Linked DNA regions of Homo sapiens: all the other regions are linked to region 2. The links are chromatin contacts, found by Hi-C in ENCODE. All regions are on one chromosome and are shown on one strand. Each heading gives the region's core, a stretch centred on a gene start or an enhancer-like site at or near the end of the contact. The rest is flanking DNA. Distances are from core to core; before and after follow the strand shown.

What was found. Hi-C counts contacts between places; a loop is a spot of excess contacts on that map. Pooled maps may share reads with other maps.
Region 1: a map with no recorded cell type shows a loop between it and region 2 (9-fold over the local background). The contact joins two enhancer-like sites. A Hi-C loop is called at or near these places in 12 of 37 single-sample maps with no recorded cell type and 8 of 50 pooled maps.
Region 3: a loop to region 2 is called in a pooled map, with 8 times the contacts of the local background. The contact joins two enhancer-like sites. A Hi-C loop is called at or near these places in 2 of 37 single-sample maps with no recorded cell type and 2 of 50 pooled maps.
Region 4: a loop to region 2 is called in a pooled map, with 22 times the contacts of the local background. The contact joins the promoter of IPCEF1 here to the enhancer-like site in region 2. A Hi-C loop is called at or near these places in 6 of 37 single-sample maps with no recorded cell type and 4 of 50 pooled maps.

What each region holds. Positions count from the first base shown.
Region 1 is chr6:154,246,870-154,252,917 of GRCh38, reverse strand. IPCEF1 (interaction protein for cytohesin exchange factors 1) reads left to right here. Exons shown (of 12, transcript NM_001130700.2): 4 at 5,430-5,469. Among named protein-coding and RNA genes, the nearest start is that of IPCEF1, 110 kb to the left of the region's middle. Within about 2 kb of position 3,282, at least 5 of the 41 ENCODE cell types and tissues checked have a DNase peak (open chromatin) inside an H3K27ac peak, as active enhancers do.
Region 2 is chr6:156,694,526-156,699,961 of GRCh38, reverse strand. No RefSeq gene overlaps it. Among named protein-coding and RNA genes, the nearest start is that of ARID1B, 80 kb to the left of the region's middle. RefSeq lists enhancers at 871-1,110, 2,851-2,900. Within about 2 kb of position 1,546, at least 6 of the 41 ENCODE cell types and tissues checked have a DNase peak (open chromatin) inside an H3K27ac peak, as active enhancers do.
Region 3 is chr6:158,792,346-158,798,026 of GRCh38, reverse strand. The region is part of intron 2 of EZR (ezrin); the gene reads left to right. Among named protein-coding and RNA genes, the nearest start is that of EZR-AS1, 23 kb to the left of the region's middle. Within about 2 kb of position 4,411, at least 4 of the 41 ENCODE cell types and tissues checked have a DNase peak (open chromatin) inside an H3K27ac peak, as active enhancers do.
Region 4 is chr6:154,353,972-154,360,051 of GRCh38, reverse strand. IPCEF1 (interaction protein for cytohesin exchange factors 1) reads left to right here and starts at 3,249. Exons shown (of 12, transcript NM_001130700.2): 1 at 3,249-3,380. LOC105378067 (a long non-coding RNA gene) reads left to right here. Exons shown (of 3, transcript XR_007059823.1): 3 at 1-159.

The sequences.
Region 1 (6,048 bases), core at 2,033-4,532, 2.4 Mb after region 2:
TGAGGGAGGTCTGTGGCAATCTCTGTCCTTTGGCAGTGTGCCTTCCTGTTACTATCATGACGCCTCTTTTCAGTGAAGATTCTTGAAGGAGTAGTCTGCAATGCTGTCTTTATTTCTTCAATTCCCACTCATCTCTCAACCCACTCGGATTGGTCTTGTAGCCCCACACAATAGTTAAACTGGTTTTGCCAAATCTCTAGTGAATCCATCCTTCGTTTTTTCTTTTCTTTTTTTTTGTTTTTCGAGATGGAGTCTTGCTCTGTCACCCCAGCTAGAGTGCAATGGCATGATCTCGGCATACTGCAGCCTCCGTCTCTGGGGTTCAAGCAGTTCTCCTGCCTCAGTCTCCCGAGTAGCTGGGATTACAGGTGCCCACCACCACGCCCAGCTAATTTTTGTATTTTTAGTAGAGACGGAGTTTCACCGTGATGGCCAGGCTGTTCTTGAACTCCTGATCTCGTGATCCGCCCACCCTGGCCTCCCAAAGTGCTGGGATTACAGGTGAGAGCCACCGTGCCTGGCCAAGAGGAGCTCGTCCTTTGTTTTTTCACACTGACAGTACTGGAAGGTTTGGACCTACCTTTCTCTTGTATTCCTCCCTCTGCTCCACGACAACCTTCTCTCCTGCCTCTCTTTACTTTTTCTTTGGCTGTTAATGGCACAGTCCCCTTGCTGGGCTTCTATTGCTTTTCTGGGGCATGTTGGTTTTCCTTTGGATTCTGATGTTGAGCGTTTGTCATTCTATACATTCTCTGGGTGATCTGACCAAAACATGAGACTTCTACTCTTTATACAGTGACAAGTCAACATTTTATGTCTTTATTCCAGATTTTCCTCCCAATATCTAATCCCTTATATACTGCTGTATACCAAGTATTTCCACTTAGATGTCTCACATGTTTATCAGACTCAGTATCTTTACTGCTGAAACAATATGTACATTTCTAACTGTGTTCTCTATGGTGCTAAGTCATTTATTGCAATTGTTTCAGCTAGAAACTCCACGATTTTCCCTGGAACTTTGCTCTTCCCCACTTTCTACATTGTCTTCCTCCTTCTTCCGTCTTCTCTTGCACCCTTCCTGCAGCTCCTTATCTCCTCTCCCTTCCTTCCTCCCCTTCTTCCCAGTCCTCCTTTCATTTCTTCTTTTCCTCTTCTAGGTGGAAAGTGCCGTGGTATCCATCTTCGCCACAATCTCTAGTCCTTGCTTCCCTGCCCTACTTCTTAACAAAACAGCAACAATGCAAACAAATATCCTAACAGTTTACTATGCAGAGTTTTATTCTTGAAATACCTATTTTCACTTTACCATTTACTTTGGTGACTTTGGGCAAAATTCTGAAGCTCCGTTTGCTTTAATTTCCACTTCTGTAAAGTGGATATAATAATAGCACCTGAGCCAGAAAGGTGGCTATGAGAGTTCAATGCTAGTAATCTTGAAAAGACTCAGAGCAGCGCCTGGCACATGCGAGCATGATATGATTATTAAGCTTTATTCATATGTTTTAGCTGTCATTGTGGTTTTTTAAAATAAGAGATGGGATCTTGTTATGTTGTCCAGGCCAGTTTTGAGCTCCTGGGCTCAAGACATCCTCCCACCCCGGCCTCCCAAATCACTGACATAGGCGTGAGTCATCACATCCAACCTCTGTCATTGTTTTTATTACTGCTTCTGTTATTATTGTTAGAATGTCTATTGTCTTTCTTCATTATCCACTACTATGACAGATTATTTCAATTAATGTATTAAGTATTATTTAAGGTGGTTAGTCTTCTGAAAAAATTAAGCAAGCTTTTCATGTTTTCACAGGTAAATGTCTATTAATTGGATGCTTTAGAATCTCCTTTAAAAAGTTGAGTCTATTTTTCTGGGAAGGATAAAAAACGTTTGTGGAGATGTCAGGGGTTTCTGGAAGAACATCCCTAACAGCTCTATCAGTGCTGTGCCGATCTGGTATGGCTCTAAAATAGTCAGGAATTTCTGTGGCTTGGTTGTTAAAATATTGGTAATTTGAAACTGTCAATGATGTGAGGGTTTCTACCACAGAAATTGACAAAAGCCACCAGTTAGGGCTCCTGCAACCAGAGAGCCCATTTTACCAGCATATCACTGTATAGTTTTTGCTAAAGATTAGGATCACTATGAAGTCTGATGTAATGACAGAGCATCTTACTGTGAATTTTAATACATCTTGGGGTAAATTTTGCCTGCAAGGTTTAACAACTACTATATGGATTATAAGTCAATATAACAGTTACCCGTAACCTGGGCGTTAGCCCCAACATTCAATATCAAAGGAGTTTCCTTTGTATATTTTCTACTGGGTCTTTTGTATATTTCCATGTGTTTTTGAGTGATTCGTGGCCAAATGAAGTTTTTGAACCATCTTTTAAAAAGTTAAAGAAAAATACACTTCTTCAATGAAAAAGAAATACATATTTTCAAAGAAAAATTTCCCCTCAACTTTAGAAGTAAGTTAGGGCAAAATCAGATTTTTAGAATAATTTTTTAGTTTTACCTATAACATTCAAACTGGAAGAAAATAGAATGAGAAAATATCTTACTAGGCTCTGAATATTTATGATGATAGCAAGTTATAATTTCCCCTATTGAAAAACCATCTCATAAAATGCTCAACTGGTTGCTTGCTTTTTTTTTTTTTTTACTTACCTAGCGAAAAACCACATGCAAGATCATTTTGAAACGGACTAGTTCACGGGTTCCACTTCCTGTTGTGAGGAGTAAAATCTATCTTAGATGCAATAAAGTTCTCAAAGATTGTTTTCACTGTCTCATATAAACCAATTTAGGTTTCAAATTCATGTATGTTAGGTGAAACTGAAACTCCCTGAATTTGTTATTTCTATAATATGCAGTCTGTTTCTGGTCAGGGAAAACAGTTTTAACAGTTAATAATTTGCTTTAAGAGAATTATTGTCAGAACAGGGTTGACTCAATGACTCAATAACTAAGCTCCCTCCCCCACTTAAAAACAAACAAAAAAAAAGCCTTTCTTTGAGTTGGGTGCCTGTTCTGCTTGAGGTATTGTTCTCATCCCATCCTAGGCATAAGAACGTGGTGTAGACCAAGGGTTGGTCTTGGGCAGAATTGAGACAAAGCTCACATTTTGGGGCTTTCCCTGGAAGTAGCCCTAAGGTGGAGCCGGAGGGCTCCAGTCCCACTGGGTGCTCACAAGGAATGGGTGGAGGATACTCACTGGTACCCAGCTGGGAGCGATGGAAGGAGCATCACTTCCTCTCTGCCTTGGCTGATCCCATCGCTGCCCTCCAGGGACTTTCCTCTCATTTGTTCATCTGAAGGCTGCTCTTCTTGTTTGAACTAATGTAATTTCATCTTGTTCATTGGAGGCCTGAGCACTCTAGGAATGACTGTTAACAACGCCCTTTTCTCCCTATTCCCCTGGTTCTTGGTTTGTCTCAAGTGCTTGCTAGGGACTCCTGGACCCCAGATTTCCCAAATCTTACCCAGCATCTACATTCACGAATTCTCTTCTTTGTCTTTAGTCCTGGCTCTCAGCTAAAATTTAGCCACTCAAATAATATACATATTTGGGCAAAAATATTTTGCCAATAGGTACTAGTTGGGTTTTACTGATCTCAGAGAATTGGCATATCAAAAAAAGGTCCCAGGAGATGATTTGAGGGAATGATAGGAACTTTAGAACACAAGACAGGTCAGTGTGGGAGATATTTGTGAAGTGAGGCTGAGACTAGGTCCTTTTCATGATAACTTGCCTGGATTTTAGTAACATGCCATGATTATAACATGTCTATCTTTGCTTAAAATTTAAGGTAATTACTGCCATCTTTATGGATGATTAATTTTGGGGGGGATAAATTTTACTCTAACATTGGTCAGATGAAATGTCAGTGCAATATTTCTTGGGATCTATATTTCCCAGGAAATATAATTTAAACACTTTAGCTTCGTTGTAATTGCTGAAGGATACATAAATCATACTTATAAAAATTATGATTTTTTTCTGTTTATTAGATATAAAGTATTTGTTTATCTCAACGATATAATATTATATTACACATACTCATATAAAGGGATGTTGTTTAGTTCTCAGAGGATTTTCACAAATAAATCTTGTAAAATCTTTATAAGACCTATAGGATTAGAATTATTATCAATATCTTCATTTTATAAATGAAGAAGCAGATTCAGAGAGTGCTATTTTCTTGGGCACCACAGCTACTAATTATAATAGCCAGGAATTGGTTCCAGGCCTCTGGATTTAAAGACCTTCTCCTCTTTTCACTATGTCATATCCCTTCTTCAAACATACAGTAGAACCATATACAATAGCTATCAGATCAATAGTTAGATATGTAGACTATAAGCCAGGAACCTCTAGAAAACATTATAAAATGCTGTACTAAGATTACATACCAAATTTTGGAACTGCTTTTCATTTTCACACGTTTTTTCCCCTGAGTTCTCTACCTGTTAACGGAAAAGGTTGTCTTTCAAATTTAAATCAGTTCAGCTTAGATATTTGTAAAGAAAAAACAAATAGAACTTCTTTAAGCAAAATTTTTTTTCTCTCTCTCTACACACACACACACACACACACACACACACACGTATTTTAAAGCACTTAAAAATATTTTTTATTTTTGCTGATAGTCTGATTGTATGTTTGTTTAAAATGTATTGTGGAAAAAATGTATATTTCATATATGTTGTCTTATGTCTGATTTGAAGAGCTAGTACAGAATAGTAGGTGGTAACTAATTTATCTTCCATAAAACGTGAGAAATATTCAGAGATATTTAAAGACAGAATAACAAACTTTAATTTGTCTGTAAATAAGAATTTCCTGATAAGGAGGGTTGATTGCTACTGAACTCTCACTGAAAGAGGTTGTGGAATTTCATTTTCTGGGATATTTAATTCATGTGGTTTAGGTCTAACCCTACGTGGTAGCAGGACTATGAGCTGAATAGTCAAGTGACTCTAATATTTTGAGATTGTAACAATTATCTTCCAGGTTTATCTGAATAATCATTGTTATTTAGAAATTGCAAAAGAAGCAGATATATTTTTCCTTCTCTCACAAAAACACAAAAGGGGAAATATTTTTTGATTTTTAAAACTTCCGTGAACACTGTGCTATCATAACTAAAGTAGTAGTGAGAGCGGCTTGTGGGTGGGAACAGGAAACATCAGTGATAAATGCTCTGTGACTTTTTTTTTTTTTCAGGTTCAGCTCAATGTATATTGATTCTAATTAGCACATTTTGTGCCTCAGCTAGTAGCTCCCCGTTAAGCTCTGCCTGGAGAGTTTTTTTTTAGATTCCATCCTGCTCATAAACACTGCCACCTCCTCCCTCCTTCTCTCTTTACAAATGTTACAACACAATCAGAAATTTCCTCTTTTCTTTCCTTCCTGCATTTTCAGCAGGTTCCCTTGCGTCAGAAGCCCAGGAGGAAAACTCAAGGTAATTAGATCTCTTTTGTTTCTTTATCTCCATTTTGTGTACGTTGAGTGTGGCTTTTCTCCGGGGTGCCTTCCTTGGGATCAGATTTCTGTCTGTCTTAATGCTAATAAGAGGAGGTGGACGGCAGATTAATTTTTGGTTATTGTTGAATCGATTTTAAGAAATGACGACATGTTGTTCATTTGGATTAATCCCTCGTGGTATGTCAAAAGAGCTTAGAAAAACTGGCAGTGAGTCGGGAAGTAGCTGTGTATTGAGGTGGGCATTAACCCTTCAACATCTATTGCATAACTACGGCTGTTATTGTTGAGAGGAGCTATGTTACTGCACTGATATGCCCGCCAGCCTTACAATTTTAATTATTTTCAACTTATTCTTGGTGAATACTATTCTTAGACTAATACTTGCATATTACTCCTGCTGCGCTGTTTCTTTGGCCGTATCTTATACCTTCTAAGCATGAAACAAATGTTTAAAAATAAAACAGACACATGGCTTTTTTTTTTTTTTTTTGCATTGGTTTTGCATAGGTTTTGCATAGGCTTTGCATAAATCTTGGTGAAAAATCCAGCTCCCCGG
Region 2 (5,436 bases), core at 297-2,796:
TAGATTAAATAAGTTCTTAGGAAAAATGATTCTTGCCCCTCCCCTTGCATAAAACTCTTACAAGGAGATGCTTGAAAGCAAAACCAATCACAACAGTATCTTTCCCAATTACTATTATTGTTCTTCTGTAGCTTTATCATCTCTATTTTAATTAAGTGAAAGCACTTTACAGTTATAGCCTGATCAAAAGCAACCTTTTAAAAACATTACAACCTTCATTTTATGTCACCCTCTTTTGGCAGATTTTGCCAGTGTATGTGTTTGTCAGACAAGGTGGCTTTTAGCAGCATTTCCCTTCAGCCATTTCTACAGAGTTGGGTGCTGACATTCAATAGATATTTATTGACAGACTATTTGAGCGCTACTTTGTTAAGACCCCATAACTCCTTATTTCAAGTTGACTGAACTTGACCTTATGGAGCATTTAAGACAGGCACTGACCAAAAAATGTATCTTTTCTGTGTCTCTTTCTATATTGTTTCCAAACAGAGACTGGTTGAGTCAGATATGTTTCTATGAGGCCATTTCCATCTACTAAATGGGGGGAATAGAACATTAAGTATGCAGTAAAATGCCTCTGTTTTTTAACATACAGTGTAGACGATTGAAAATAATGACTTACTTAATACGCTAATAGAGTCTCCGTGAATCATACTGTATACATAACGGTGATGAAAATGTTCAGGTTTGAAATTTCTCCCTTGCCAGAGAGGAAACCATGGGGGTGAGTCATGGTTTTAGTGATGACTGGCCTGGGGAAGTGAAATTGGAAAGCCACAGGTTAAAAAAGGAGTGAGGAGTGATTCCTTAACAGGAGTGCCATAGTCATAAACTCCAAGAAGGCAAGAGACAGTTCCTTATGCTGCTCACACCTAGGCAGGAACCTGCAGAAGAAGAGCTCCTGGCGGTTCACCTGCAGGAGAGAAATCCTGAAAGCCCAGGAAACCAAACAACATTTAAAGTCACCTATGGATTGGGAAAAGAAACAGGACTTCTTGCTGGGGGAAGAGCGATAAATGACTGCCTGTAAAGGGGAACACAACTGAATGCAGTCACTCAAGTGAACGAAATTCATTTAAGAGCAATTGGATTAGAGATGGAGATTTACATGGATGACTTTAAAGAAGAGAAGTGTGCAAGAGACAGGAAAGATGCACATCAGTCATTTGCTACAAAACTGTAAACAGCATTGTTAAGTGGGAAAATGGGCCACTAAATTGTAATTAAACTATGACGATAATGTTGTAAAATGTGTGCTATGGGCAAAGACTGATTGGGATTACATAGAAATTAACCTAGTTACTGTGCTCTTGGTAAAGTATTGATGTTATTTGTTTTCCATTGTTAAATTTTGTGGTGTGAACATGAGGGTGGGGGTGGGGAGAGACTATATATAGAGAGTTTAGTGTTAAGACCATGGCACGAGGAACCAGGAAGCCGTCTTTAAGTTTCACACGGCCACGCCAGCTGCGATTGTAACCTCTCTTGAGTCTCAGTGTCCATATATAGAAAGTGAGAATAAGAACACCTGCCCTGCACTAATGGGGTAGTGAAAGCACTTTGTAAATTTGAAAGTATTGTAGGAGATTTTTTTAAGGAATGAAGGTCTGGGTGCTATCTAGATGAGAGACTTAGGAAGTCCAGACCTCAAAAAGTTACACTGACTCTCTTTTCTTAGCAGTCACTGCGGAAGCTGGAGAACATGTGTTATCTCATTTAATTTTACAGTAAAACAAATTACAAACACTTATTGGGCATCTACTAATTGTTTCACTAACCAGGTTTTCCAATACCATTTATAGAACAATCTTCTTGTCCTCCATTGATCTGAAATGCTCCTTTTATCACACACCTGAGTTTATATTTGAACTGCTGTTTTACTGCTCACCGTTCTGTTTTAATTGTTGTAGATTGGTGACTTTTTTAATCTGGTAGGGTAACTTTTTATAGCTGTTGTTTTTTAAAAATAGGATCCAGGGCAGAGAGGGAGCTATTAAGGAAGATAACCAAGCTTGGACTCAAGGGAGTAACTAACCAGCCCAAAGGCACGTTGCAGTGTAGCAGATTCTTAGAAGACATTCTGGAATCAGAGGAAGCTTACTTCAAATCCTGGTGTATGATTTATCATCCACATGACCCAACGTATATCACTTAATTTCTTTAATCTCTTTCCTCATCTGCAAATTGAAGACAATATCAGCTACCTTGAAGTGTCCTGATGTGGATTAAAGTACAAAATGGATGTCAGTTTCTCTAGGACCATGCCTGGCACCCAGCTGTCACATCCTTCCCTTCCTTTGAAAGCGTTCCTACTGGTAGGGACATGGCTTCCCTTTCTTAGGTTTTCTTACATCTGCAAAAAAGGAAGAAGAACAAAGAATGCTCACAGCATTCTGCAGGCTTGTTTCACTGAACGGAGATAGATACATGGTAACTGTCTAGGGGATTTCAGCTGTGCATGTGTATTCTCTCCTCCCTGAACATGGCAGAGCAGAAGATACTGCATGCCATAGAATTCATGAAGGGCTCTGTCATTATCCAGCCATGAACATGGGATGTCAAACCAGGTAGGAGTGCTTGGCGGTACATTCCCCTTGAGGGGAAGTGAAAGGGGAAATTGCCCTGGGCCGTGAGAACTGGCTAGGGAACAGGTGCAGAGTGATGGGGCCTCTCTTCTCTGCCAAGTTTGGACTTTAAGTGATTTTGGGGGCAGAACTCACATTGATGACCTCCCTTTTTGTAGTTTCTTAGAGATTATTGAGTAATATTTAAAAATATTTGATGATTAGAGTGAAGACACGTCACATTGGGCCCCAGAGCAATCTTCCACCTCCAGGAGTGGCCAGGATGACTTTGGAGGGACACCTCTGTCATCTTTTCTCCCTAAGTGATGGATGGATAGAGTCTGATCATAATTAATTTTAATAGAGACCTGATGTGCTGTGAGAGAATCTTGGCCATTCAAATGAAATAGAACTGATAGCCAGCCACGAAAAAAATAATCTCAGTTCTATCTCACCATTGGCTTTAGAACATATTAAGTCTAGTTAAGAAGTATTTATGGAGGGCTTCTGTGCCTGGTGCTATAGAAAGGGATACAAAAAAAGGACCTTGTCTGACATTCTCTGTCTGAATTGGACAGACAAGAAATATAATAAAATAATAATGTACTATCTGTGAGGCCCTGACATATGGTATACACTGAGTTATATGCTCAGTGTGCATTAGCTCTAATTCATTAATTCTTTCCACAAATGTTTCTGGAGTGCCTAGTATGTGCCAGGGATTCTAGTTGCTGGGAGAACCATAGGGCAGAAGGCAGAGCAAGTCCCTGCCTTTGGGAAACATTCTAGTACTTATAAGCAAATGAGTATGCACGATCATTTCAGGGAATGATCAATGCTATAAAGAGCCAGGGGCAGTGGCTCATGCCTGTAATCCCCGCACTTTGGGAGACCGAGGTGGGCGGATCACGAGGTCGGGAAATTGAGACCATCCTGGCCAACGTGGTGAAACCTGGTCTCCACTAAAAAAAAAAATAAAAATAAAAAATAAAAAAAAAATTAGCCAAGCGTGGTGGCGTGTGCCTGTAATCCCAGCTACTCGGGAGGTTGAGGCACGAGAATAGCTTGAACCTGGGAGGTGGTTCAAGTGAGCCGAGATCGCACCACTGCACTCCAGCCTGGTGACAGAGCGAGACTCCGTCTCAAAAGAAAAAAAAAAAAAAAAAAGAAAAAGAAAAAGACAAAAGAAAAGAAAAAGAAAAAGAAGTAGGGTACAGGGATAGAGGGGCATTGGGGCCCAGCTAGGGGATATTTTAGACAGGCCTCTCTGACGGGGTGGGCTGGAAGAATGAAGTGAACCCCAGAGGCCGAGGGTCCAGGCAGAGAGAACAGCAAGTATAGAGGCGCTGTGGGGATTCCTGAGACCAGGGCGGCTGGAATGGGGTGAGGCAGGAGGAGGGGCAGGAGAAGAAACAGGACAGACAGTAAGTGACTCTGCTGTGTCAGGTCTTGCAGGAAATGACAATCATTGCAGGTTTCATTCTGAGGCCAACGGGCAGCTCTTGGAACATTTTGAAGCAGGAGAGGGTTACCTGGAAACAGACTCTGAGCTGGCAATGCACAGGCAGAAGCCCTGTTCTCCCACCAGCAGAAGAACAAGAGAGAAGCAGGGCTGGGAAGAGGGAGAACGTGGGGTATCTCAACACAGACCCCCAACTGATCCCGCCAAAGCTGTGGGGTTGGGAGGACCCTTCAGAGTTTCCTCCAGTTGAGGCAAGAGGGCTGGACCTTATAAACCAGCATCAACCAGTTGCTGTCTCCCAAGAGGGGTTATAGACTTGGGCTAGGCAGCTCCCTGTGGGAGCGGATGCCTGGAGAGCGACACAGCTGTAGGCCGCCAGCAGTCAACACCCCCAGCAGCTAGGGCAGTGGCACCTGAGTCCTGAAGGGTGGCTCTCCACAGAATCCGCTACAGATCTGTTTATGTTTTCATTCTTATAAAAATCCTCTAAGTTAGGTGTTTTTATTCCCATTAGACAGGAGGAAACTGAGGCTCATGGAGTTTAGGCAACCTGTTCAAGGTCATACCTAGGAGATGTTGGATTTGAGACTAGATCTCTCCAAATGCAAAGACCATATCCTTTAAAAAATTGTGATAAAATATACATAAGTGAAATTTACCCTCTTAACCATATTTCAGTATAAAGTTGGTAGCATTAAGTACATTCACATTGTTGTGCAACCACCCCACTATCCTCCAGAACATTTTGTTTTTAAATATATGGAGTCTTGCCATGTTGTCCAGGCTAGCCTCGAACTCCTGAGATCAAGTCATCCTCCTGCCTCAGCCTCCTGAGTAGTGAGGATTACTGGAGTGCACCACCACACGCAACTAATTTTTATTTTTTGTGTAGACAGGGTCTGACTATGTTGCCCAGACTGGTCTCAGACTCTTGGGCTCAAGCAATCCTCCTGCCTCAGCCTCTTGAGTGGGTGGGACTACAGATGCATGCTACCTCACTTGGTTTCATCTCCAAAACTTTTTCATCTTGCATAACTGAAACTCTGAATCTGTAAAATAATAACTTCTCATTCTCCTCCCATCTCCCTAGTCCCTGGTAACCAGCACTCTACTTTCTGTCTTTATGAGTTTGACTATTCTAGATATAAGTGACATCCCACAGTATTTGTCCTTCTGTGGCTGGCTTATTTCACTTAGCATATTGCCTTCAAGGCTCATCCATATTGTAGCATGTATGCGAATTTCATTCCTCTTTAAGGCTGAATCATATTCCATTGTATGGATATTCCACCATTTATCTGTTTATTCATCTGCCATGGGCATATGGGTTGTTTCCCCCTTTTGGCTATTGTGAATAATGTTGCTATCAACATGGGTGTACAAATATCTCTTCATGGCCCTGCTTTCAAT
Region 3 (5,681 bases), core at 3,162-5,661, 2.1 Mb before region 2:
GAAAGTAGATTGGTGGTTTCCAGGGGCTGAGGGATCAGGAGGAATGCAGAGTGACTGCCAGTGGCCATGGAGTTTCTTTTTGGGCTGACAAACTATTCCAAAACTAGATAGCAGTGTCAGTTGCATAACTCTGAATATACTAAAAACCACTGAATTATACATTTTCCATGGGTAAATTTTATGGTAAGTTACATTTCAATAGCTGCTATTTAAAGTACATAGTGACTCAACATGAAAGGAAAAATATACAGTTTTGTCTCTATAATTACCCAATTAAGTGAACCAAAATAGCTGCAAAGTTTTTAATTCATTTATCATTGGTTGTAAGAATTTTCCCTATCATACTCCCATTTGTGGGAGAAAATTTACTGTATCTACTTTCTATCAGAGCATTTCTAAGTATTTGAAAGGTCTTATCCAAATATTTGAAAGCTGTTAAAAGTTGCTGAAGTGGCACCTTCGGAAGAAGGCTGGAATGTTGGAAAACAGCGTTGACATTTTAAATGATATGGAAGGTCAAGCTCGCAATGTAATCTTGGTGGTGGCTGGATGGCTCTACTCAGACTGGTTTTTGAGTAAATGGCAGGTGTGATAATATAGGGATTAATCTGTTAACCACTGAATCCACTGCCTGAAATTCAGACATTCAAATGCTCCCATTTGAATTTCCCTTTCTTATTTTACATGGTTTTCCTGATTTTTGAGTACATAAAAAAATTATTGCAAACTTTTTTCCTGCAGTGTTCTGGCCACTGAAATTAAATCTGGTTCTTTTGTCTAAGACTCAAGGGTTGCTCTCCTGTAATGTTTGTGGAGGAACTGATCTTGGACTTTTCCCTCCTGTCTTGGGCTTTTATTACAGTTTGAATTTATGCTGTAAAAAGTGTGATTGTAGAGGTAACCTATAAGTTTAAAATATTCAGAGGAAATGGATGCTTCCCAAAGGAAAAATTGCATACCTATATTTATTTACCAAAATGAGGAAAATACCTGGGAAATAATTTGGCCAAATATTCAGCAATTATATTCATAGATTAGAAGCAAAATACAAAATTTGATTGTCAACTTGGTACCTTTTTCATTCCTTACACTCTTAGAAGGCATTTTAAGATGCCATTTTGATAAAATTAAACTGGGAAGACTCAGAAATCATGTTTTCCCAACTATATTCTGAAAAATCCTAGTTCCCTGGGATGCTCCGTGGAAATAACCTGTGGGCAGAACAATCTGTGAAGTGGAGACTGTGGCCCCGTCTTGGACTGCCACTGTTGGCATCAACATGGCAGACAGGCAACAGCCTTTCAGCTAAAGAAGGAAGAAACAGAAAACCCCACCTTAACCACTGCAGAGTTACGTGACCTCCAAACACTGCCCCCACAGCATATCCCCATTTTTGTCCCTTTCCCTTTCAAAGCCAAATAATTTCAAAGAGGACTACATAGCTGCTGGCTTGGGATGGTGTCAAAAGCCAGGCAAGATGATTTTAAGTCATAGAATGATCGAGCTGGAAGATGCTCACAGATTAAATGGTCTCCAGCCACTCAATATCAGCAGCAAGGGAGAGGAACAGGGTTGGCCTGAGTGAGGCTGGGGCCACCCCTGCCGCCAGGCCTGTGTGCCAGGCTCAGGTGCTCCAGGGAATGAGCAAAGAGGATGTTGGGTTTATTTTGTTTTAATAAGGCGAATTGTTACTGAGTTTATTTAAAAATAAAGCAGCTTGGGGTTTAACACCTTGCATGTCGGTTGCATTGGAGTGGTAACACCTGTGCTGTCGTGTGTCTGCCTGGAGGGGTACTTTCCTTCTTGGGAAAGTGAACACAGGTGTGTTGTCCCTTCTCCGTGAAAACACTCTACTTGCTGGCCTTGAATAGCATTCTAGTGGGTTACTTTTCTCCTAGTGGTCAGAGAGTATTTATTGGACCTCTGGTTCCATTGGCATGTGTCCCCTAAGGAGGGAGACCCTTCAGGGGGTACTTACACCTCTACTGTCCGATGGCACTGGCTGTGTCACACCTGGCCTGTGGGCTTTGAACCTAGCATTTCAGAGTGGGAAAAGGCCTCAAGCCATCTAGTCCAAACTCTACCTGCAGATCAGGTAGAGGCCCAGTGGCAGGAAGTCATCAGCTAGGGGTCCTCAGATTACAGAGCTAGCTCTCAAACCCAGGCCCTCTGTCTCCCGTCTCTTGCCTTCCAGTGATTCCCAAATTTGGCCTCCTCAAAATCACTTGTGGAAGTGACAGCTTCCTGGGCTGCGGGTGTTTGAAAAGCTTCTGTGGGGATTCTGATGGTGAGGCTGATGTGGGAAGCACTGTGGTGTGTGATCACTGAGGCACACCCATCTTCATTAATGTGTAAGCCACTCGGGGATAGGAAGGGCTAATGCCTCTCTGTACTCACAGTGCCCATCGAGGTGCCTGGCACACCTTGCAGTAGTTAATTGGTATTTGTGGATCGAATGAACATGTTAGGTGCCCACTAGCAGGGGTTGGTCCTGTAGTCTGTGGCCATGGAACATTAGAAGAATAAAGCTATTGTGGTTCATCCTGTAGTATAGTAAGTTCGAGCTGAGCTAACCTGTAATAACACAAATACAATTTTTTTTTTTACGTTTTTAAAAGTTAGAGATGGGTTCTTGCTATGTTGCCCAGGGTAGTCTCAAACTCCTCGCCTTGAGATCCTCCTGCCTTGGCTCCCCAAAGTCCTGCGATTACAGGCCTGAGCCATTATATTTGGCCAACAAATAGAATTATTTATTTATTTATTTATTTATTTTTTGCGATGGAGTCTCACCCTGTCACCTAGGCTGGAGTGCAGTGGCGTGATCTTGGCTCATTGCAACCTCCGCCTCCCAGGTTCAAGCGATTCTCTCTCCTCAGCCTCCTGAGTAGCTGGGATTACAGGTGTGTGCCACCACATTTGGCTAATTTTTATATTTTTAGTAGAGATGGGGTTTTACCATGTTGGCCAGCGCTGGTCTTGAACTCCTGACATCAAGTGATCTGCCTGCCTTGGCCCCCCAGAGTGCTGTGATTACAGGTGTGAGCCACTGCGCCTGGCCTAGACTTTTTTAAAGAGTAGATTATTAAGCAAAGGGAGAGTATAAACAGTATTGGTTTTTCATTAGCTTCATCTGTACCGTCAACCACATGGTTCTTTTTGTCTTGGTAGTGGTACAGGAGTAAAGTTAAACTTAAATCACCACCAACACCCCCAAGCTAAGCATAACTTTTAAAAGTTTTTAATATTTTGGCAAGCCTGGGAGAAATATTGCCCTTTTTTGGGTAGATCTTGGATGACTAACTGCTTACTATACACACACCTGTACTACACGTGATTGCGTTGCCTTCACTGAACACCGTTTTTGATAACTGTGTAATCTGAGGGGAATTACTAAGACAATAAAAACTGCAGACCACGCGCTCTTTTTCTCCAGTCTGCACATAGTTTGGATATGTGTGGTGGTGTGTTTAAGCCCATGGACTTGAGTTTTTTATGGGACAATCCTTGTGTGTATCAGAATCATACAGTCCCAGTACCATCTTATTCCTCTGGCATTATTGAAGATACAAGAACCAGTTGGCATTCAAATATGTTGAGTTCACTAAAAACAGTTGCTGATGAGGGAAACCTAACACCCTGATAATAAAATGGAAAGTTGGGATTTAGATGTGTTTTCTCAATTGCCAAAGCCTGGTGGTGGTGGTGCTGGTGCTGGTGCTGGTGGTAGTGCTGGTGGTGGTTGTGGTGGTTTTGAGTCTTCGCTGTATCACCCAGGCTGGAGTGCAGTGGCGCGATCTTGCTCACTGCAAGCTCCGCCTCCCAGGTTCAAGCAATTCTCCTGCCTCAGCCTCCCAAGAAGCTGGGACTATGTATGGGCACGTGGTACCACGCCCGGCTAATTTTTGTATTTTTAGTAGAGACGGGGCTTCACTGTGTTGGCCAGGCCGGTCTCGAACGCCTGACCTCTAGTGAGCCACCCACCTTGGCCTCCCAAAGTGCTGGGATTACAGGCGTGAACCACTGCATGTGGCCCCAAAGTCTGTTTTTTTTCCCCAAGCCCTTGGATAAGTAGACAAAGTATGTATGTAAATGGTCCTGTCATCTCAGTGAATGTCTCATTTTAAATTTTGGTGAAAGCTTATGCTGTATTGTAGCACATTATTTTATCTATAACATTGAAAATAATTGGCCTTTCTAAACATGGAACTGTTTATCATGCAGTAGGGTAAGGCAGTGCCATGCTGTGGTACTTAATCTGGGGAGGATCTCCTCCCTTTTCCCCATAGAGCATTTGGAAATGTGTGTGTGGATGGGGTTGCTTTTAGATGTTCCAGTGACTGGGGACACTCAGTCATTGGATGGCTTAAGGATGCTAAACGTTCCTGAGTGCTTGGGATAGTCTTGCAGAATGAATACTTGTGCTGTCCAGAATGACAAGAGCACCCCCAGTGGGAAACACTAGTAGGGTAATGACTAATCAAGTAACAGACATGCCCTTTAACTTAAAGCAGCTCATTAACATAGTATTCATTTACCTGTTTAGATTTTGAGTATCTTCTCTTCAATCTCTATGTAAAGATACAGATTGTAGAGCCTGCCCTATGTATGAATATATATATATATTAAAACTGTGATTCTAAGAAGGGGTTCTTAAGGTTCTGGTGTGTCCCCAAATCAGAACTGGAAATTATTCCTTTTAACAGGGCCAATGGATTCCTATTGCTGGTCCTAGTTTTATTACTGCAGTGCCAGAACAACTCCCTGATCATCATTTTTATTTTTTTAAAAGAGGATCTCACTCTTTCATTCAGGCTGGAGTGCAGTGGCTCGATCATAGCTCACTGCACTCCAGCCTGAATGATTTTTTGTAGAGAGATGGGGTCTTGACTTGTTGCCCAGGCTGGTCTCAAATTCCTGGACTCAAGTGATCTGCCTGCCTTGGTTTCCCACAGTGCTGGGATTACAGGCATGAGCCAATGGGCCTGGCCTCCCTGATCTTTAGACTTGCAATAATTGTTTGAGGTTGCGTACCATAGGGAATGATTGCCCATGGGTGTTGGAGCATAGGTAAAAAATTTTGTGGAATGATCGGACCAGCTAAGAGTTGGCATTGTGTTGGAGCTGCTGGTGCTCAGATGAAGTCCTTTTGTTAGGAGGTGTAGATTTGTTGACTCATGCAGAACTTCTCAGTAGCTTACTTTTTTTTTTTTTTGAGATGGAGTCTTGCCCTGTTGCCCAGGCTGGAGTGCAGTGGCCCGATCTTGGCTCACTGCAAGCTCCACCTCCCGGGTTGATGCCATTCTCCTGCCTCAGCCTCCCGAGTAGCTGTGACTACAGGCGCCCGCACACCTGGATAATCTTTTCTATTTTTAGTAGAGATGGGGTTTCATCGTGTTAGCCAGGATGATCTCCATCTCCTGACCTCGTGATCTGCCCTCCTCGGCCTCCCAAAGTGCTGGGATTACGTGAGCCACTGTGCCCAGCCAATTTTTAAGTTCACTTTCTACACGCTACTGGGTTGTTAAAACCAACCTCAGTAAAAGTATCCGTTTTACAAGTTACTTGCTTTTTCAGGCCAGGCACAGTCAGGAGTTTGAGACCAGCCTGGCCAACATGGTGAAACCCTGTCTCTACTAAAATTACAAAATTTAGCTGGGTGTAGTGGCTGGCATCTGTAATCC
Region 4 (6,080 bases), core at 2,000-4,499, 2.3 Mb after region 2:
ATATTTGCAATATCCAAGGGGTCTTTCTTGTTTTCAGATTATCTATCTTTCTTAGCATCCTGTTCTTTTTAATGGATACAATATCTTCAGGACTGTCTCTAAGGATACTGATTAGAAGCATATCTAGGCCAGGCGTGGTGACTCATGCCTGTAATCCCATCACTTTGGGAGGCCAAGGTGCACAGATCACCTGAGGTCAGGAGTTTGAGACCAGTCTGGCCGGCATGGTGAAACACTGTCTCTACTAAAAATACAAAACATAGCTGGGTGTGGTGGCACATATCTGTAATCCTGGCTACTCAGGAGGCTGAGGCAGGAGAATCACTTGAACCCTGGAGGCGGAGGTTGCAGTGAGCCGAGATAATTAATGCCACTGCACTCCAGCCTGGGTGACAGAGCAAGACTCTGTCTCAAAAAAAAAAAAAAAAAAAAAAGCACATCATCCATCATCCAGCACATGCTAGATGAGGCTCTTATTGCCAGAATGTGGAGTTCTGACTGTGGAGTGCTCATATCCACATACAATGCCTGTATTCTCTGCATGATTTCACTATGTGTAGAGACGAATCCTCGGTATGCTGCCCGGGGTTGGAATTGTGTGTGTTTGCTGTGCAGAGGCTGGGCGGACAGAGAGATTTGAAAGAGGGGTATGGGAGGGGCTGAGTTCTTACAGACTTTGAATTACTCTTCCTGTTTTCAGTCCTGTCACCCTATCACTCATTTAGCTCTCTTAGCTTCTTTTGGCTTGAGTTCCGGTCCTCTCAGGGATTCAGCACCGCACACGGGCAATTTCCTCCAACGCCGTGTTCTCCTAACTAATGAGATATTGTGGTTCCCCTGCCTGCCTCCATCTGTTATTGCTCCTCCATCGGCTTTCAGGCTGCCAGAAATCTGTTGTGCTCTCCCAAGTTCTGATGCTTTTCCTCCTTTTTTGGGTTATTGTGGGTTTATATCTTTTTTTTTCTTTTGAGACGGAATCTCGCTCTGTCACCCAGGCTGGAGTGCAGTGGCGCGATCTCAGGTCACTGCAACCTCCGCCTCCCAGGTTCAAACGATTCTCCTGCCTCAGCCTTCTGAGAAGCTGGGATTACAGGCTCGTGCCACCAGGCGTGGCTAATTTTTTGTATTTTTAGTAGAGACAGGTTTCACCATGTTAGCCAGGATGGTCTCGATCTCCTGACCTCATGATCTGCCAGCCTGGGGCTCCCAAAGTGTTGGGATTACAGGTGTGAGCCACCGTGCCCGGCCCTATAAACTTTTTATACTTTTCTCATTTTAACGGAGTCTTTGGGGAGGGAGGGAGCAAATCTGTGGTCAGCCCGTCATCTTGAACTGACAGTCCGGCCGTTTTGAGGATTATTCTAATTCTACAAATCATCTTTGCTCAAAGAATTTAAGTGGCTCTATTCTGGCCCCATAAAGGTAAATAACATGTCTTTTGAGGATATCTTTGATGATGGCATCTAAATGTCTGGTGAGAAGCCAGGCCATGCTGTTGATACCACTAAATTCCTTTAATATCACCTAGTACCATTTTTTTTTCTACGTAAAGCAGGGAACTAGAAGACAACTCAATATAGGGAGAAGATGAGGCAGCACTTCCAGAAATAGAAGTGTACACAAACAAGAAGCCGCTGAGAGAACCTTCATTTTGTTCCTGCTCAAAATGTACAGCATCTTCTTTCATTTTTTCACTCCTCCACAGATTTAGTTTACATTTTATCTTTGTCTTAGTCATTCAGGCTGTTATATCAAAACACCGTAGCCTGGGTGGCTTACAAACAAAAGACATTTATTTCTCACAGTTCTGGAGGCTGGACATCCAAGATCAAGGCGCCAGCAGATTCATTGTCTGGTGAGGACCTGCTTCCTCGTTCCTAGGTGACTGTCTTCTGGCCATGTCCTCATATGGTGGAGGGGTGGGCAGATCTCCAGGTTCTCTTTAATAAGAAAATTAATACCATTCATGAGGGCACTGTCCTCATGACCTAATCACTCCCCAAAGGTCCACCTCTAAATACAATCACATTGGGGATTAGGTTTCTATATATTCTATATATTCTATATATATATATATATATATATATATATATTTTATATATATATTATATATATATATTTTATATATATATTATATATATATATTTTATATATATATTATATATATATATTTTATATATATATATATTTTATATATATATTTTATATATATATTATATATATTATATATATTTTATATATATATTATATATATTATATATATTTTATATATATAATATATATATTTTATATATTATATATATATAATATATATAATATATATATTATATATATAATATATATATAATATATATATTATATATAATATATATATAATATATATATAATATATATATTATATATATATATTATATATATATATACACATACATATTTATTTATTTATTTATTTTGAGTTGGAGTCTTGCTCTGTCTCCTAGTCTGGAGTTCAGTGGTGCGATCTCGGCTCACTGCAACCTCTGCCTCCCAGGTTCAAGCAATTCTCCTGCCTCAGCCTCCTGAGTGGTTGGGATTACAGGCATCTGCCACCACGCCCAGCTGTATTCATTTCCCTAGAAGGTATAGAGAAACAAGAAGCTGGTGTTGAAAGGGAGATTGGGAGGGCAGGAATTTGTAATGAGATGGAATATCTCTGACTTTCAGCCTGCCATTTTCCTTTTCCAATGTGGGAAAGAAAAGTTTTGTGGTTAGAGACTCTTCTATGTCTACTGCAAAAGATGGCAGGCTAAGACTTATTTTTATCCTAAAATACGTTTTACAAATGTGTCTGTACCCTCTCTTTATTAGAGCATTATGAACGATTAGGAAAGGAGGAAAGAGGGAAATCTGAAAGAAGATTGAACCTAAAGAGGTTGAAGTGGCATTTCACCCAAAAATGCTGAGAATGACTCTGCAGATCATCTCACCCTCCATGCCTGTAAATGAACATCCTTGCCTCCAAAACAGGAAAGCAGAACCATGAACTGTTCCACCAATGTGCTCGGCAAATGAATACACTGGGCAGTGCTTAGTGATCAATGAACTCAGGCAGATGGGGTGTGCTTGCCTTACATGTACTGTGTCCTGGATATGGGCATCAAGGAAGGGTTTCATAACAATGAGAAGGAAGAACGTTAGGATTGAGGAAGTGGAGATGATACTTCCTCTTCTTTCGAAAGAGCTTTACTCTCTGATCAGCTTTGAATGTTAGTTCTGGGTTGACTGAGTTTCCAGAGCTGAGGCTGCTTTAAGTAGAATCCTCAAGCTTGGCCTCAGAGTACTATGAGGCTTCTGAATCCAGGAATAAGACTGCTCTTGGATTTACTCTCTTTGTATTGCATGTAAGTAACGTCACTTCTTGGCTGATGTATGAGAGGTAACTGCTTGACAGATCAAGATGGCAAAGCAATGGATACCCTAGCACTCTCCTTAGAGTAGTGAGGTAGGAAATATGACTTTGGGGATGTAATATTCACTCAGCTCTCTGTAATCTGGGAAGCCAGGTGCTAAAGATTCTTTAATTCTGTGAAAGCTTTGAAAGAGGAGAGAGTTGTGTACTCACTCTGCTTTTATGTTTCTTAAATGGGTGTTGTCTTGATAGGTGTTTAGACTGCAGACCACAGGTTTGATTTAGAAAAGCACAATTCAGCATGTATTTGGGTCCTGAGGAGTTCATTTGGGGAAGCACTCTGGGGCCGCCCTCTTTCGAGAAAGTGTGTTCTTTGCAAGGGAGCTTCCTTTGCATGGAGGCAGCTGGGGGACATTTTACACTTTGATAAAGGTCTCAGGCTTGCCAAAATATCTCTGGTATAAAAATGAAAGCTAGGTGTTGTTGGTTCAGAGTCTTTTAGTAAGGGTGTCTGGGGCACTTGATTTTTCTTTGCTGGGGTATATGTGAAAGTATTTAATTATAGAAGTCAGAATTATAACCCACTGAAGCATCTTTGACTACAGCAGTGGGCTCTATTAGTCTTGAGTGGCCTATGTGTTCCTAGTGCTGTCCTTGATAAAGTCTAATTTCTATCGAGTTATTTATTTTATGTAGAAAATTGAAACCGAGGGCTGGGCACAATGGCTCACACCTGTAATCCCAGTACTTTGGGTGACCACGGCGAGAGGATCACTTGAGGTCAGGAGTTTGAGACCAGCCTGGGGGCAAAATAATGAGACCTCATCTCTACAGGAAGAAAAAAAAAAAGAAAGAAAAGAAAATAGAAAATAGAATGCCGGGTGCGGTGGCTCACGCTTGTAATCCCAGCACTTTGGGAGCCCAAGGCGGGTGGATCATCTGAGGTCAGGAGTTCGAGACCAGCCTGGCCAACATGATGAAACCCCGTCTCTACTAAAAATACAAAAATTAACTGGGCGTGGGAGCATGCACCTGTAATCCCAGCTACCTGGGAAGCTGAGGCAGGAGAATTGCTTGAACCCGGGAAGCGGAGGTTGCAGTGAGCTGAGATTGCGCCACTGCACTTCAGCCTGGGTGACAGAGCAAGAGTTCATCTCAAAAAAAAAAAAGAAAGAAAGAAAGAAAAGAAACAGAAATGGAAAGAACACACATTTCTTTCTGCTCACATCATGCAAGCAAGGAAGAAAAGGGTGTAAGTTTGTGTATGTGTTGATGAACTCATTCTTTAATTTACCTTATAATTTCCTTCCATTCCTCTTTTTATAAATCAAGTGTCTTTTCTGGAGTGGGTCCATGTATGAACTATTTCAGGCAAGCTGTGTTAAGCAAATATACATCATCAGAGTATGGAAATAGGAAGTTCTTTCCTGCGGTAGTTTGCTGTGGCAATAAGAGATAAGAAATTACTTCATCACTATTGCCTGAGACTTTCCTTTTGACTCGTGCATCCTTTTGAACAGCTCACTTCTGCTTTCCATCCAGCTTGGAGGCTCTGCAGTGTGAGCTGATAATTGCAGTACAGGTTAACAATTTGCAAGTAGGTCTAATGTGGCAAATGGTGTGTGTGTGTGTGTGTGTGTGTGTGTGTGTGTGTGTGTGTGTGTGTGAAGAAAAATCCTAAAAAATAAGCTTTTTAGCCTTAAAGAGAATCCTGCAAATGGAGGAGTTACTTGTGCTCCCAAGTGCTCAGAACAGTGCCTGCTCTCAGTAAATATTTGTTGAATGAATGAATAACTGGCATAATTCATAAAATGAATGTGGTAGGAAAGCCATTGCTTTATCTCTGTTACTCAGGCACTTTAAAAAGTGAATGTTAGAAAAGATCAGAGTGGAGGAGGAGAGGAGAATATGAAGGTGTGGAGTAAAGAAAGGGTGTGTAGAACGGGGATCAGAAAAATCCCCAGGTCAGTAAAGTGAAAGGGTTGGCGATACATGGTGGTGGAGGTGGAGGTGGAGATAAAGGGGGTGGTGTTGGAAGTGGTGGTCGTAGGGGAGGTGATGGTGGAAGTGACGGTGGAGATGGTAGAGGTGGTTGTGGAGGCGATGGTGGAGGTGGTAATGGAGATGGTAGAAATGGTGATTGGAGTGGTAGAGGTGATGGTGGAAGTGACGGTAGAGATGGTGGAGGTGGTTGTGGAGGAGATGGTGGAGGTGGTGGTGGAGGAGATGGTGGAGGTGGTGGTGGAGGTGGTGGTGGAGATGGTGGTTGGAGGTGACGGTGGAGGTGACAGATGGTAGAAGTGATGGTAGACATGGTGGAGATGGTTGAGGAAGTGATGGTAGAGGTGATGGTACAGATGGCGGAGATGGTGGTTGGAGGTGATGGTAGTAGAGGTAATGGTGGAGGTAATCATGGGAAGGTCAGTATAATTTAGCCAAGAGAAAACACAGTTGGGGGCTCAGACATATCTGTTCAAAATCTATATCTCTGAACCTACCAGCTCTGTGACCTCCGAACCTATAAAGTGGTGACTATAACATATTGACTTTTTGGGTTGTTGTGTGAGGGTTAAAAATATGATTGCATTAAATGGCAGTTATCGATATCAGTTTTCAAGTTGCCAGAGCCACGCTTAAAAATTTAATCTCTAATTTCTCTTTTTTTCTTTATGCTTTGTGCATTTTCTGAATT